2 separate regions of the Homo sapiens genome follow, and region 1 is linked to region 2. Evidence: read pairs that join two places in POLR2A ChIA-PET (ENCODE). Cell type or tissue: PC-9. All regions are shown on one strand. Links, peaks and the distances in the headings refer to the core of each region. The heading gives the core; the rest is flanking DNA.

Evidence for each region. ChIA-PET counts read pairs that join two places held together with the same protein. Peaks named below come from ENCODE experiments on the same cell type or tissue, not always from the same donor. Only the 100,000 strongest peaks of a DNase experiment are listed, where the experiment ranks them.
Region 1: POLR2A ChIA-PET joins it to region 2 with 14 read pairs; 2 of 35 experiments call an interaction of 5 or more read pairs at or near these places.

Annotation. Positions count from the first base shown.
Region 1 is chr14:102,858,748-102,868,055 of GRCh38, reverse strand. All of the region lies in intron 2 of TRAF3 (TNF receptor associated factor 3), which reads right to left. It also overlaps the pseudogene RNU6-1316P. Among named protein-coding and RNA genes, the nearest start is that of AMN, 59 kb to the left of the region's middle. In PC-9, for the core only: no CTCF peak of the experiment used is centred there; no DNase peak of the experiment used is centred there.
Region 2 is chr14:101,970,535-101,975,534 of GRCh38, reverse strand. All of the region lies in intron 1 of DYNC1H1 (dynein cytoplasmic 1 heavy chain 1), which reads right to left. Among named protein-coding and RNA genes, the nearest start is that of DYNC1H1, 8.5 kb to the right of the region's middle. RefSeq lists an enhancer at 4,420-4,920. In PC-9, for the core only: no CTCF peak of the experiment used is centred there; a DNase peak (open chromatin) is centred at 2,944; H3K4me3 peaks cover 1,876 bases; H3K27ac peaks cover 5,000 bases.

The DNA of each region.
Region 1 (9,308 bases), core at 2,634-7,633, 890 kb before region 2:
CGGGCGGAGCCCTTGCTTCCGAGCCCCGTTCTTGCTGCCTGCATGAAGCTGACAGGCACATGAGCTGACAGACTCCTAGCCTGACTTTACAGCTAGAAGCAAACAGGAATGAACGCCGGCAGCAGACAATTTGAGAGATGGATGAACTGGCGTTCTAGCCACACTTGGGTTAGCTTCATAGAACATAACTGTGGCAAAATGTGGGAAATTACTTATTTGTGAAAACAAAGTTTTCAAAACATTAATGTTAAAGTATATGTATTATAGATGTCATTTGCTTACAAACTTGCCGGTCCATTATGATGCTCACTAATCTTTCCAAGCTAAGTAGCAAGGGCACCTGGTACTAGCCTTGCCCGCCAGGTAAAAGGGTTGACCAGCCTCGACCTGCAGCCCCCAGCCCTGCCTGCCACTCTGCTCTCCACACTGGCCTATTGTGCCTCAGAAGCTCTACGTTCCCCTAGGCCCACCCAGCCAGGCCATGGCTGAGCCTACCCAGACACATGCAGTCCAGCCCCCGACCTTCTCCAGGAGGCCACCCTCCCAGTCTCTCTCAACTCCCCCATACCGCTCTGTGCTTTTCCCCTGGCCCTCCTGCCACTAAGACTGCATGTAACTAAGTTTCTCCAGGATGCGTCCCCTAGATCAGAGAACCAGGAATTGGCAAACTACAGCCTGCAAATCAAATCCAGCCAGCAGCCTATTTTTGTAAGGTCTTTGAACTAAGAATGCTTTTTAGATTTTTTAAGTGTTATAAAAACAAAGACTAAGTGTGTATGTAGTCCACAAAGCCTAGGATATTTACTCTCTTGCCCGTAACAGAAAGAGTTTACCAGTCCTTGCTCTGGACTCTACATCTAAAGAGCAGAGAGGAGTCGCTGGTGTGTAGGTTGTACGAAAGGCCAGTTTTGTAAATGAGTGCCAAACTGCTCTCCAAAGCAGAGGTAACAACAAATACTTCCACTAGCAGCACAAGAATTTCTATGAAACCACACTCTCACCAACACTTACAGTTATCAGTCATCTTAATTTCTACCAACCAAGGACTATGGTCTTTATGCCCCTTATCCTGATTAGAAAGGTTTGGCATCTTTTCATATGCTGAGAGGCCACTTGTTTTCTCTTCCGTGAAATGCCAAATTGTGCCTTCTTGTCATTGTTTTGTGTGTGTGTGTGTGTGTGTGTGTGTGTGTGTGTGTGTGTGTTTTCAAGAGATGGAGTCTCGTTCTGTTGCCCAGGCTGGAGTATAGTGGTGCCATCATGGCTCACTGCAGCCTCGACCCCCTGGGCTCAAGCAATCCTCCCACCTCAGCCTCCAGAGTAGCTAGGATTATAGGCACATGCCACCATGCCCAGCTAATTTTTTTATTTTTTCAGGAGCTGGGGGTCTCGCTATGTTCCCCAGTCTGCTCTCAAACTCCTGGCCTCAAATGATCCTTCCACATCAGCCTCCCAAAGTGCTGGGATTACAGGCATGAACCACTGCGCCTGGTGGTGTCATTTTTTTAATTGGGTTCCTGTCTCGTAATATTGATTTGGGGAGATTCCCCATCTATTTAATATGTTAACAGCTAATCCTTTGTTAGTTTTATGTATTACAGATGTCTTTTCCCTATTTATAGCTTGACTTTTTTTTAAATTATTATACTTTAAGTTCTAGGATACATGTGCAGTACATGCAGACTTGTTATATGGGTATACACGTGCCGTTGTGGTTTGCTGCACCCATCAACCCGTCATCTACATTAGGTATTTCTCCTAATGCTATCCCCACCCTCCGACAGGCCCCAGTGTGTGATGTTCCCCTCCCTGTGTCCATGTGTTCTCACTGTTCAACTCCCACTTACGAGTGAGAACATGTGGTGTTTGGTTTTCTATTCCTCTGTTAGTTTGCTGAGAATGATGGTTTCCAGCTTCATCCATGTCCCTGCAAAGGTCATGAACTCATTCTTTTTTATGGCTGCATAGTATTCCACGGTGTATATGTGCCACATTTTCTTTATCCAGTCTATCACTGATGGGCATTTGGGTTGGTTCCAAGTCTTTGCTATTGTAAATAGTGCTGCAATAAACATATGTGTGCATGTGTTTTAAAAATACGGAACTGCTTCATGAATTTGCATGTCATCCTTGTGCAGGGGCCATGCTAATCTTCTCTGTATCATTCCAATTTTAGTATATGTGCTGCCAAAGCCAGCACTATGGCTTGACTTTATTTATAGTGTCTTTTAATGAAGAGAAATCTTAATTTTATTAGGCCAGTCACAGTGGCTCACGCCTGTAATCCCAGCACTTTGGGAGGCTGAGGCGGCTAAATCACTTGAGGTCAGGAGTTCAAGACCAGCCCTGGCCAACATGGTGAAACCCCGTCTCTACTAAAATACAAAAATTAGTTGGGCATGGTGGCACATGCCTGTAGTCCCAGCTACTTGGGAGGCTGAGGCAGGAGAATTGCTTGAACCTGGGAGGCAGAGGTTTCAGTGACCCGAGATCGTGCCACTGCACTCCAGCCTCGGTGACAGAATGAGACTCCATCTCAAAAAAAAAAAAAAAAAAAATTCAGATTAACTTATGAGTGATGCTGATGAAAAAGGGACAATCCAATATATAAAAACAGAAAGCAGCTCTAATTCTATCACAGAAGCAATGTCAAAAGGAGGTGTTCTCAAGTAAGACTAGTAAATGAGCCACTATGTCAAATTGACAGACATTGCTCAAGGAAAATATGCTTTCTAAACAAAAGCTGAAGAAAGAAATGACACGAACCCTGAGCAGAGCCCAGCCGGCAGCCCCGTGACCTTCTATATCAATGAGGTGGCCACAGGACTGAACTGGCTCCTGGGAAAGCAGGAGACAGACACCTCAACAGGCACCAGAACCAGGGGATGGACAAGTCTCAGGTTTACTGATGACTCTTGACTCTCCCAGTGATCAACAGCCACCAAGAGCAGTCACTTCTGATCTGAAGTGTAAGAATCCCCTGATCACCTCCTGAAGCAAATAGGACAATAGACATGATGTCTTAAGTCCTCAAATAGGATATAAACACTTACCTGTCCTGTCCTGAGCAAAGGAGAGTTTTAGATTTAGGAAAACCAACACTGGAGACACATTTCTCACAATCAACTCAGAGGCAGACAGTAACAACCATCCCTACTGCTGGGCACTAACCTGGCATATCTCCCTCAGCCCAACGCAGTCATGCAGGAGAAGCCACGGAGGCGAATCTGCCCCAGGTTCCCCACCACTGACGTAACAGAGAGAGGGCAAGAATCTCAAGGCTGCCAAGGAAACATTTCTGTCTGTAGGATCAAGTTCTTAACAGCAGGGAGGGCAGTTTTTACTAACATGCCCTCAACCCAACAAATACTGACAATGATAATTTATTGCATCTCTTATGCTATTTATCCTTGTAAGCCATCTTAAATCTCTTGTGTAACCAAGTAAGGTGTACGTAAATTTGGCAACCTCGAAACTGATCATAATTTAATATGTCCTAAAATATTCAATTTAAATTATGACTAGTAAATCATGTCCACAAAAATGGCTGAGTAAGGAACTCAAAGTCCATCCTTCAATATACACATTTTAAAAACTGGCAAAAACTAGGCCGGGCGCGGTGGCTCACACCTGTAATCCCAGCACTTTGGGAGGCCGAGGTGGGCAGATCACGAGGTCAGGAGATCGAGACCATCCCGGCTAACACGGTGAAACCCCATCTCTACTAAAAATACAAAAAATTAGCCGGGCGTGGTGGCGGGTGCCTGTAGTCCCAGCTACTAGAGAGGCTGAGGCAGGAGAATGGCGTGAACCTGGGAGGCGGAGCTTGCAGTGAGCCGTGATGGCGCCACTGCACTCCAGCCCGGGTGAGAGCGCAAGAATCCGTCTCCAAAAAAAAAAAAAAAAAAGAAAAAGGCAAAAACCGTTAGAATCTACTATTTTAAAACTTTGGAAAACTAATTAAAAACTTGCAGCAATCAGAAGAATGCTTAATCAAGAAAAACCAGGTGAATCTCAGCAAGAACCGCGAGTTCCATGGCATTTTAACTTTCTCTGGTCCCATCCTGGCTGCCGCAGTGGCCTAGAAGACAAGAGGCTGCCACTCCGGTGCATGCACTGGTCCCAGAGGGAGCAGAATGGGCCTCATCGGCAAAGAACTGCAGTTGTTTGTTTCGACCTGTCTACTGAGTCCCTGGAAGACTGGCTCAAAGGGCTTGACTTTACCTCCCAGTGCTGAGGCATCTACTAGGGAAAGATGGGAAAAGGTTATTGGAAACATTTACAGACAAACATATTTGCTGCTGCCTGAAGCACTGAATAACAGTTGAGGCAAACAATAGATTTAACCAAAAGCTTGGGAAGAAAAGCTGAGGAGTAAGATGTTTTGGAAAATAAAGGTTTGAAAAGCTCTGACACATTCTTGGAAATCCAGAAGGCTCCACAAATGCCCAGGGCTGTGTACATGTTCAGGAAAGACCTGAAAAGGCCCTAGGCTTTCACCTCTGGCTGACCTTCAGGATCTGTGCAAGCAGGCAGCGAATGCTCAGGGATCACCGTCAAATGCCTGGCTGAGTGTTGAAGGTGTGCTCCAACATACACACAGACCTCATCTCAAAAGACTGGGAGACATTTTTTGTTCTAGGCGCTTAAATCTCTGTCTAATCACAAGCTGACCACTATATTAATGGAACAGAGAACTCAGAGGCCACACATGATAAAGAATATATACTATATAAAATTAGCTCAGAAAAGTAACTATACAAACAATGACTGTAACAAGCAGTCAATAAACCCTGGGGGAGAAGGAAGAATCTCATTTCCAGAGTTGCCACGGTAAAAATTCAAAAGTTCCAGTTTTCAACAAAATATCACAAGGCATGCAAAGAAACAAGAAAGTATGGTTCACATGCAGAAAAAAGGCAACTAACAGAAATTGTTTAAGAGGAAGCCCAGGCATTAGACGTATGGATGAAGACTTTAAATATGCTATTTTAAATATGTTCAAAGAACTAAAGAAAACCATGTTCAAAAATCTACAAGATCCATCAGAACAATGTCTCACTGAATAGAAAATATTGATAAAGAAAAAAATAGTTTAAAAAAAGAACCAAACAAAAATTCTGGAGTTGAAAAGCACAAAAACTGAAATGAAAAATTCACTGCAGGGGCTCAACAGCAGAAATAAACAGCAGTAAGAATCAGAGAACTTAAAGATAGGATAATTGAGATTATAAAGTGTAAGGAACAGAAGAAAAAATAATGAAGAAAATAAACAGCCTCAGAGACTTGTGGGACACCATCAATTGTACCAACATACATATTATAGGGTCTTAGAAAGACAGAGAGAAAAAAAGACAAAAAAAAGTTTGAAGAAATAATGGTAGAAAAGTCCTGTATTTAATGAGAAACATTAATCTGCATAACCAGGAAGCTCGACAAACTCCAAGTAGGATAAATTCAAAGAGCCACACCCAGACACACTGTAGCCAAACTGTAGAAAGCAGCAAGAGAGAAGTGACTCTTCAAGTACAAGGATTTCTCAGTAAGATTAACAACTGATTTCTCATCTAAAGCCATGGAGGCCGAAAGGTGACAAATTAAAGGGCTGAAAGAAAAAAATCTGTCAACCAATAATTTTTTTTTTTTTTTTTTTTGGAGAAGGGATCTTACTCTGTCACCCAGGCTGGAGTGCAGTGTGGTGCAATCATAGCTCACGGCAGTCTCCAACTCCTGGGATCAAGCAATCCTCCTGCCTCAGTCTCTCTGGGAGCTGGGACTACAGGCCAGTGCCATCATGTCTGGCTATTTTTCAACCAAGAATTCTATATCCAGTAAAACTATCTTTCAAAAATGAATGAGATCCCCAAAAAATATATTAGAAAGCTCTTAGAAGAAAACACAGGAGGTAAATCTTTAATGACCCTGAATTTGGCAATGGATTCTTAGATACAACAACAAAAGTATAAGCAACAAAATAAAAAACTAGATAAACTGAACTTCATTCATCAAAATGAAAAACTTTTGAGCACCAAATGAGATTATCAATAAAGTGAAAAGACAATTAACAGAATGGGAGGAAATACTTGCAAATCACATATCTAATAAGGGTTTAGCATCCAGGATATATATAAAGCACTCTTATAACTCAACCACAAAAAGACAACCCAATTTTAAAATGAGCAAAGGATCTGTATAAACGTTTCTCCAAGGAAGATACTGAAATATTCAACAAGCGCATAAAAAGATGTCCAATATCAATATCATTAAGAAAATACAAATCGGCTGCTCTGCCTATTGAGTAGCCACTTTTTTATTTACTTCTATAATAAACTTGCTTTCACTTTATAGACTCACCCTGAATTCTTTCTTGCATGAGATTCAATAACCCTCTCTTGGGGTCTGGATTGGGACCCCTTTCCGGTAACATCTTCCTGGCAAGCCCCAAAGGGATGATACTGAGGAGACTCCCAACCCAAAGGAAATAGACTGCAGCACTGATTGGCCGACCTTGGGTAAGTGGGATGCAGTTACCTGGGTAAAGGATGGGATTGGGTTAGAGGCCCAACTTAGGAGAGTTAGAGTCTCTCCTAAGAGAGGGATAAAGGTGCCTGTTAATAAAAGGCAAGCACGCTTGACTGAACTTGGGTTTGATGCCCAACTTAGGAAGGTTAGAGTCCTTCCTAAAATTTAGGGGGTTGGAGGCCCCTCTCAGTAGAGTCCCTCTCGACTAAGAACCAGTTTGGCACTATGGGATGTTAACTGCTATTCTCTTTGGATTAATCTGCCTTGCACTCTTTGCTGATGGCTGTGGGTGACAGAACTAGACATGTCCAAGATTATGGGACATGGGGAGCTTTTTCCTCCCCAAAAGGGGAAACTAGAGCTGATGGGAATGCTGGGAAAGATCCCTACGCTCCCAAAAAGCAGCCACCTGAACTTCTGATTCAGTGTCAGCTGCAATGGGCGGGTCTTTCTCTGGCCTCCCTGAGCTTCTTGCATTCCCCAGCCTGCTGCAGGCAATGCTTTTCTCCCTTTCTTTCCTTTCCCTTTCCTATCTTTTCTGTTATTCAGGGCCACCATCTTGCCCAAAGACCACATGTTGAGAAATGTCCCTGAGAGCTTGACCTTGTAATCATATGGCAGTACTTTCTCTTTGTCTCTGCCTTCCAGGCAACAGGGATTTTGGGGTAGTAGTTAGCTCTACAAATTATCTTGAGCAGTTAAAAGCCTTTGCAAGCTCAAAATTTACTGCTCTGGGCTCCTTCTGGGAAAAGCAGTGGAAACTGCCCAATGCTGTAGCTTAGCAGTTAAGGCTTTGTCTTTTCACAATGGTGGCCTGAGTTCAGGTTCAATTTTTAGCCTAGAAAATGAGCACTTTCTGGTTGGCATTTGGGTGACCTGTGCCATTTGTTGATTCTCCTCCCTTTCATAAACTGTCTTAAATTTTCCTTTCTCTCAGCACCTGGGAGGTTACATTTGGAAAAGTTAAAAAGCCAGGAATATTGGCAGTTTGGCGTGGCTAAAGTTGGGTAATAAGATATTTAAAACGACTTTTTAAAGAGTGCTATGGTTAAAAGTCAGCTTAATTAAAAGTCGATATTCAAGCTCTAACAGCCTGGGACTTCTTAGGAAAAACAGAGGAGGCACCACATACCCTGTTTTGGGAAAAACCTCTATTTTCCTCATGGAACCCCGAGAATTATTAAAAGTGGATAGATCCCTCTCAAAATCTATGGCTCTGTTCTGTTTTGCACTGCATTATCTGTTTTTTACTTTGGGGGTATCAGAAATTACTTCACATTATGAGAGAACTTTGGTGTGTAATATAACTAGGTAGGAAATACATTTAATACTTTTGGGGATGGCTAAATGGCACTGTGGGGGATACTTGGATCTTTGTGTGTCTGGATTAAGAGCATGCTCTTGGCCACCTGGAAGGTATGGAGATGTCCTCACCCTTCCCCACTGAGAGATAAGACTCCCATGGGGGATGGGCTGATCTCAGAAAGGGCTGATTGGCTCTGGGTTGCCTGGCAATGAAATATGTGGTAAAATCATTGCACTGTTGTGTTCTGTAGCGTTTCTCTTTGGGGGATCCAGGATCAATATAAAAATGGGACCCTCAAGTTTTGGGGCTCTGTCTTGCCTTCCAATTGTGCCTGCTTATTAGGCCATAGAAACTGCATGCTTTCCTTGCCCTGTTCCTCCAGGGCTCCACCATAAAGCCACTAATCCAATTAAGAAACTGGCAAAGGAAAAACCTTACAACTACTACATTTTCTTCTGTCTGTGTATTTATATGTGTTGTGTGTGTGATATAAAAGGCTTTGATTAATTGGCTTAAAAATAAGTGTTTAAATCAAATATTTTGTCAGAAAAATAAAAAGCGTAATGCCTTTTAATTCGTGTGACTTAAGCTGTGGGAAGTAAAGAAAATTTTAAAGATTATTGGTAAAATAAAGACATTCGGTCTAAATCAGGCAGGTCAAATTTTAGGTTTGCTAAACGCTTTAACTTTATAAACTGCCTCTTTGACTTTTGAAAATTGTTAAACTTACCTACAGCCATTAGATTCTAGGTAAGGCCTAGGGACATGTGGAGTTAGCCATGCCTCCTAGCTATGCTAGTAAGTGTCAGACCTTATCTGCACTTCTGCCTGGTGTCCTAGGCTCCATACCTAGTACATAATTAAAATTGCTTACCAAGTTTTTCACTAAAAATAAACACTGCTAAGAGTTAACAGTGTAACATCTACTTGAGACTACTGGAAAAACAGTTTTACATGCAAGGTGTGTAGGGAAAGTGAAATGTGTTTTTGGTAAAAGAGAAGGAGACATGTGAATGTGGATTTTTTTTTTTTTTGGCCTAAATTAAAGGGTTAAGGGATTGTTTTAAGTTAGGATAAAGCTGAAGGTTTGCAAAAGTTGTGGAAATTTTGTGAAAAATTAATCTTTTAAAAGAAATTCTGTGTGTGAACATACTGGCTGAAGTTAAAGGGGTATGATACAGTTCCGTAAATTGAACACTGGAATAAAAGCGTAACAAGGTTTTCTTAGAGCACTGATCTGCTCTTTAACAAAAATTTGTAAAGGGTTATAAAAGGTTTATAAGAATCTTACCTTCTGGTCTGACATTAAAATTGGGTAGATTTGTCTATAATGTTTTATTAAGAATTGGGTTTAACATTAATAGTACACTAATGCAATGGTGAAATTTGGCTTATTTGGTATAAAAATCATACAGGAAGCACTGTCAAATATGAAATGGTGTTTGGCTTTCTTTGACCTGTATTTATATAAATATGTTAT
Region 2 (5,000 bases), core at 1-5,000:
TGACTTTGGGCAAGGCGGTTGTCTGTGAAGTGGGGTAGCGTGAGCATGCCAGGGCTTCTGCAAGGATAACTGAGTTGGTGCATGAAAGCACTGGAACAGGGCCTGGCGGTGGGCAGTGCTAGCCGCTGCTGGCTATGGCCAAGTTCTCAGCATCCCATCCCAGGAAGCTCATTCATTGTGCTTCAAACACAGAAGTCACTTTCCACCCCTGCTCTCAAGAATATTCTGCTCAGCCGTTCACTCAGCAACACCTGTGTGATAGGCATTTTACTAAGCACTTTACAGCTATCATACATTTAACCCTATGGGGTTGGTGTGACTATTATTATCCTTGTTTTCTCCATAAAGAATATCAGTAACTTGCCCACAGATACTTGGGTGGGAAGCAACAATGTGAGAATTCAGAAGTTTGTGATTCCGAAGTCCAGGCTCCTCACCACAATGTAGCATGGCCAGTTTTCATCAAGGCCAGGCCCAAGACAAACCCCAATCAAGAAAAGTATCAAGAAACATCCCAAGGGTCACTGAGAAGCATTCGTCTAGCCTTGCCCTCTGCTGCGCCACACCACTTATCTGAGTCTGTTCTGGGTTTGACTTATGAATGTATCTTCCTCCCCGGCTGTGAGCTCTTGGAAGGCAGAGACCACGCTAGATTCCACGCAATACAACATGCACACAGTAGTCACTTTCAAAAGCTTACGGAGGCCGGGCTGGTGGCTTACGTCAGTAATCCCAGCACTTTGGGAGGCTGAGGTGTGGACCACTTCAGCTCAGGAGTATGAGACTAGTCTGGGCAACATGGTGAAACCATGTCTCAATTTTTTAATAATAAAATTTAAGTTTAAAAAAGCTTACTGGAAATTAATAGTAAGGTAGCCTCAAGAAGCATGTGAACCAAATTTCTAAATTAAAAATCAAGATTGAAGAACTAAAAAAAGTATAAGAATAGAAAATAATCTAAACCTCTACATCTAGTACTAATCCATGCAATGCCTAAACATTCTAGTCAAATTATCTTTGCAATAACGTACTGTATGAAATATATGTTGGCAAAAATTACAATCTATGGATTAATTTAACATGATTATTTTATACATAGTTCACCTTTTAAAAGTCATGATGTAATAGAAAGGGAAGGCTGGGCGTGATGGCGCATGCCTGCAATCCCAGCACTTTGGGAGGCCAAGGCAGGTGGATCACCTGAGGTAGAGAGTTCGAGACCAGCCTGACAAACAAGGAGAAACCCCGTCTCTGCTAAAAATACAAAATTAGCCAGGCATGGTGGCGCATGCCTGTAATTCCAGCTACTCGGGAAGCTGAGGCAGGCGAATCGCTTGAACCCAGGAGGCGGAGGTTGTGGTGAGTTGAGATCACGCCATTGCACTCCAGCCTGGGCAACAAGAGTGAAACTCCATCTCAAAAAAAATAAATAAATAAATAAAGGAAAGGGCAGTAGTTTCAACAGTTCAAGTTCTATTGCTTAGAAGATATGTGACCTTGAGAAAGTCATTTTTCTTTCTCTGGGCTTCAAATTTGTAAGGTGTAAAATGGGTGGTGGAGCAGGCAGTAGAATATTGAGTTAGGTGGTTATAAGGTTTCATTAAGCACTAAAAACTATGAAACCTGGATACACAGGGTCTGAGCAAAAGCTATTTGCTTCCTTAGCTATTGTTTTAAAAATCTTGCTCCTTCTGTAAGCATTTTATTTTAATTAATTAATTTATTTATTTAGAGACAATGTCTTGCTCTGCCGCCCAGGCTGGAACGCAGTGGCTTCATCACACCTCACTGTAGTCTTGATCTTCTGGGTTCAAGAGATCCTCCTGCCTCAGCCTCCCAAAGAGCTGGGACCCCACGCTCATGCCACCACCTTCAGTGGATTTTTAAAACATTTTTTAGAGATGGGGTCTCTCTATGTTGCTCAGGCTGGTGTCAAACTCCTGGGGCTCAAGAGATCCTCATGCCTCGGCCTGGCACTACAGGCATGAGTCATTGCGCCCAACCCCTGCTTCCTTAGTTTTAAGATGAGACAAATACAAAATTCACACTAAAGAGTATAAAATATTAGTCTATCTGGCCAGGCGCGGTGGCTCATGCCTGTAATCTCAGCACTTTGGGAGGCCGAGGCGGGCAGATCACTTCAAGTCAGGAGTTCAATACCAGCCTGGCCAACATGGTGAAACCCTATACCTACTAAAAATTAAAAAAATTAGCTGGGTGTGGTGGTTGGCACCTGTAATTTCAGTTATTTGGGAGGTTGGGGTAAGAGAATTGCTTCAACCTGGGAGGTGGAGGTTGCAGTGAGCTGAGATTGATCTCAAAAAAAAAAAAAAAATTAGTGTATCTATCGAGAGACAATAATTCTTCCAAATTATTGTTTTGGGTATATTTGGATATAATTTTAGGAAGAGGAAGGAGTAGGCGGCAGAACATTCTAGTATGCCAGATACTTGCTATTTTTTAAAACGACTATTAAAAAAACTAAAGAAAGCAACCAATTTTTCTAACCACTCAAATGTAGCTAGACCACAAGAGAAATCACACTGCCTGAAAGCAGCCACACACGATTACAACCTGTAAAATGTAAGCATAGAGAATAAAGAACTATCTCCAAACTGAAACAGCTGTCAAAGTACTGCGATGATTTTCTCCCTCAATTTTCTGAATTTTCCATATTGTTCTACCATTTATATAAAATATGCCATCAAAATAACACCGAAACAATATACAGAAAATAAAATTAACATTCTATAATGATCAAAGGAAATCACTGACGCAACTAAAAATATGGCTTGTTAACTCTGAATCATTTCTACCCCCCATAAAGAGTCATCATTGATACAAATAAAATCACACAGAAATTGCGCAGTCCGGACACAGCATATGAGCATGTGGCCTACACTTCCTAATGCAAACCGGGTTAGGGGAACTAGGTGCCATTCCAAGAGATGAGTCACCGCTGTGTGGTGAGCGCTCCAGCTCTGCCCTGGGAATACTGCAATGCAGTAGAATGCTGCTTCAGCTCAGGAAGGCACACCCAATGACATAATCCTCAAACAACGATAATGCAAATAGATATTCCCTGCTGCTTTGCTAAATTCTAACTTCTCTTGATAATAACTTATGGAAGTCACTACGAACCAGTCACAGAAAACATCTTGGACTAGTCTTTCTGTGCATATTCCCTATAAAGACACGGATCAAACACAGTTGAGTATGTCTGACTCCCATTTACAGTCACACAATTTAGGACACTGTTTCAAAAACTGCCATCAAATAATAATCTGACATTCTACTTTTCTTTCTTTTTTTTTTTTTTAAATAGTTGTCCAGAGGAGGAAGGACACTTGATTATTAATTCTTAATAACAAAGAGGCTATTAGCCCTGTTATATTTATAAGCTTACTACAAACACAATCTGCACGTTTGATTAAGTAATACCACTTTCAGTAAAATTTGAATCCATTTCCTTATGCTTGGCAAAGTTACTAGTTAATACAAAGTTACTGTTAAAATGTAACAGACCAATACTGTACTATATGTCCATGCATTCAAAGAATCAAAGTACTGGGCCTGCTTCATGAGTTCCTTCCCTGCAAGCTATACTGACACACATTACAACAACTTGTGAACACTTCCTTGGTTAACTTTTGAGAGTTTATTGAATTTCTAGAGATGTTCAAAATGGCATTTAGCACTAACGTGTGTATACTTTTATTCAAAGACTAGTTTAATGTATTTCAAACTACTAGTAATTTGTATCATTAAACTATGAATTAGGTAAGCATTACATCTGTTTTATTTTTTTTGAGACAGGATCTCACTCTGTCACCCAGGCTGGAGTGCAGTGGTGCAATCACAGCTCATTGCAGCCTTGACCTCTCTGGGCTCAAGTGATTCTCCTACCTCAGCCTCCTGAGTAGCTGGGATACAGTTGTGCATCACCATGCCTGGCTAACTTTTGTATTTTTGTAGAGACAAGGTTTCTCCATGTTGCCCAGGCTGGTCTTGAACTCCTGAGCTCAAGTGATCTGCCTGCCTCAGCCTCCCAAAGTGTTGGGATTACAGGCGTGAGCCACTGCACCCAGCCAGCATTATGGCTTGTTTAATGGAATACAAAAACTATGCAATTTCAATTACCTTAAAAACTATACCACCCTCGACTGGGCCCAGTGGCTCATGCCTGTAATCCCAGTACTTTGAGGGGCCAAGGTGGGTGGATCACTCGAGCTCAGGAGTTTGAGACCAGTCTGGGCAAGATGGTGAAACCCAATCTCTACAAAAAATACAAAAATTAGCAGAGCGTGGTGGTGCATGTCTGTGGCGGGAGGATCTCTTGAGCCCAGGAGACCGAGGCTGCAGTGAGCTGAGACTGCAGCGCTGCACTCCAGCCTGGGCGACAGAGCAAGACCCTGCCTCAAAAAAAAAAAAAAAAAAAAAAAAAAAAAAGAATGATACGGCCCTCTCCTGAGTAGACAGGGCATGCCCTCTCAAAGTCTGGTGAACGGGCAGTTGGAAAAGGGACAAAGCACACTGGTAAAGTGCCAGGTGAGGCTGCCCAACTCCTGCACCCTTGCTCATTCCCTCATGTACTCTTCCTTCCAAACTTTCTCCCAGCCATACAGCAAGTCTCTTCCTGGTCTCAAAGCCATTCATCTCCTTTGGCCCGCATACACTACCAAATTACGTGTTAAATGTTCCTGGGGTTCTCTTTATCTTTTGTCTTCTTTCCCTTTTAAAATCCCAAACATGGGCTGGGCACAGTGGCTCACGCCTGCAGTCCCAGCACTTTGGGAGGCTGAGGCGGGCGGATCACCTGAGGTCAGGAGTTTGAGACCAGCCTGGCCAACATGGTGAAACCCCATCTCTACTAAAAATACAAAAATTAGCTAGACGTGGTGGCACATGCCTGTAATCCCAGCTACTTAGGAGGCTGAGACAGGAGAATCACTTGAACCCAGGAGGCGGGGGTTGCAGTGAGCGGAGATCGTGCCACTGCA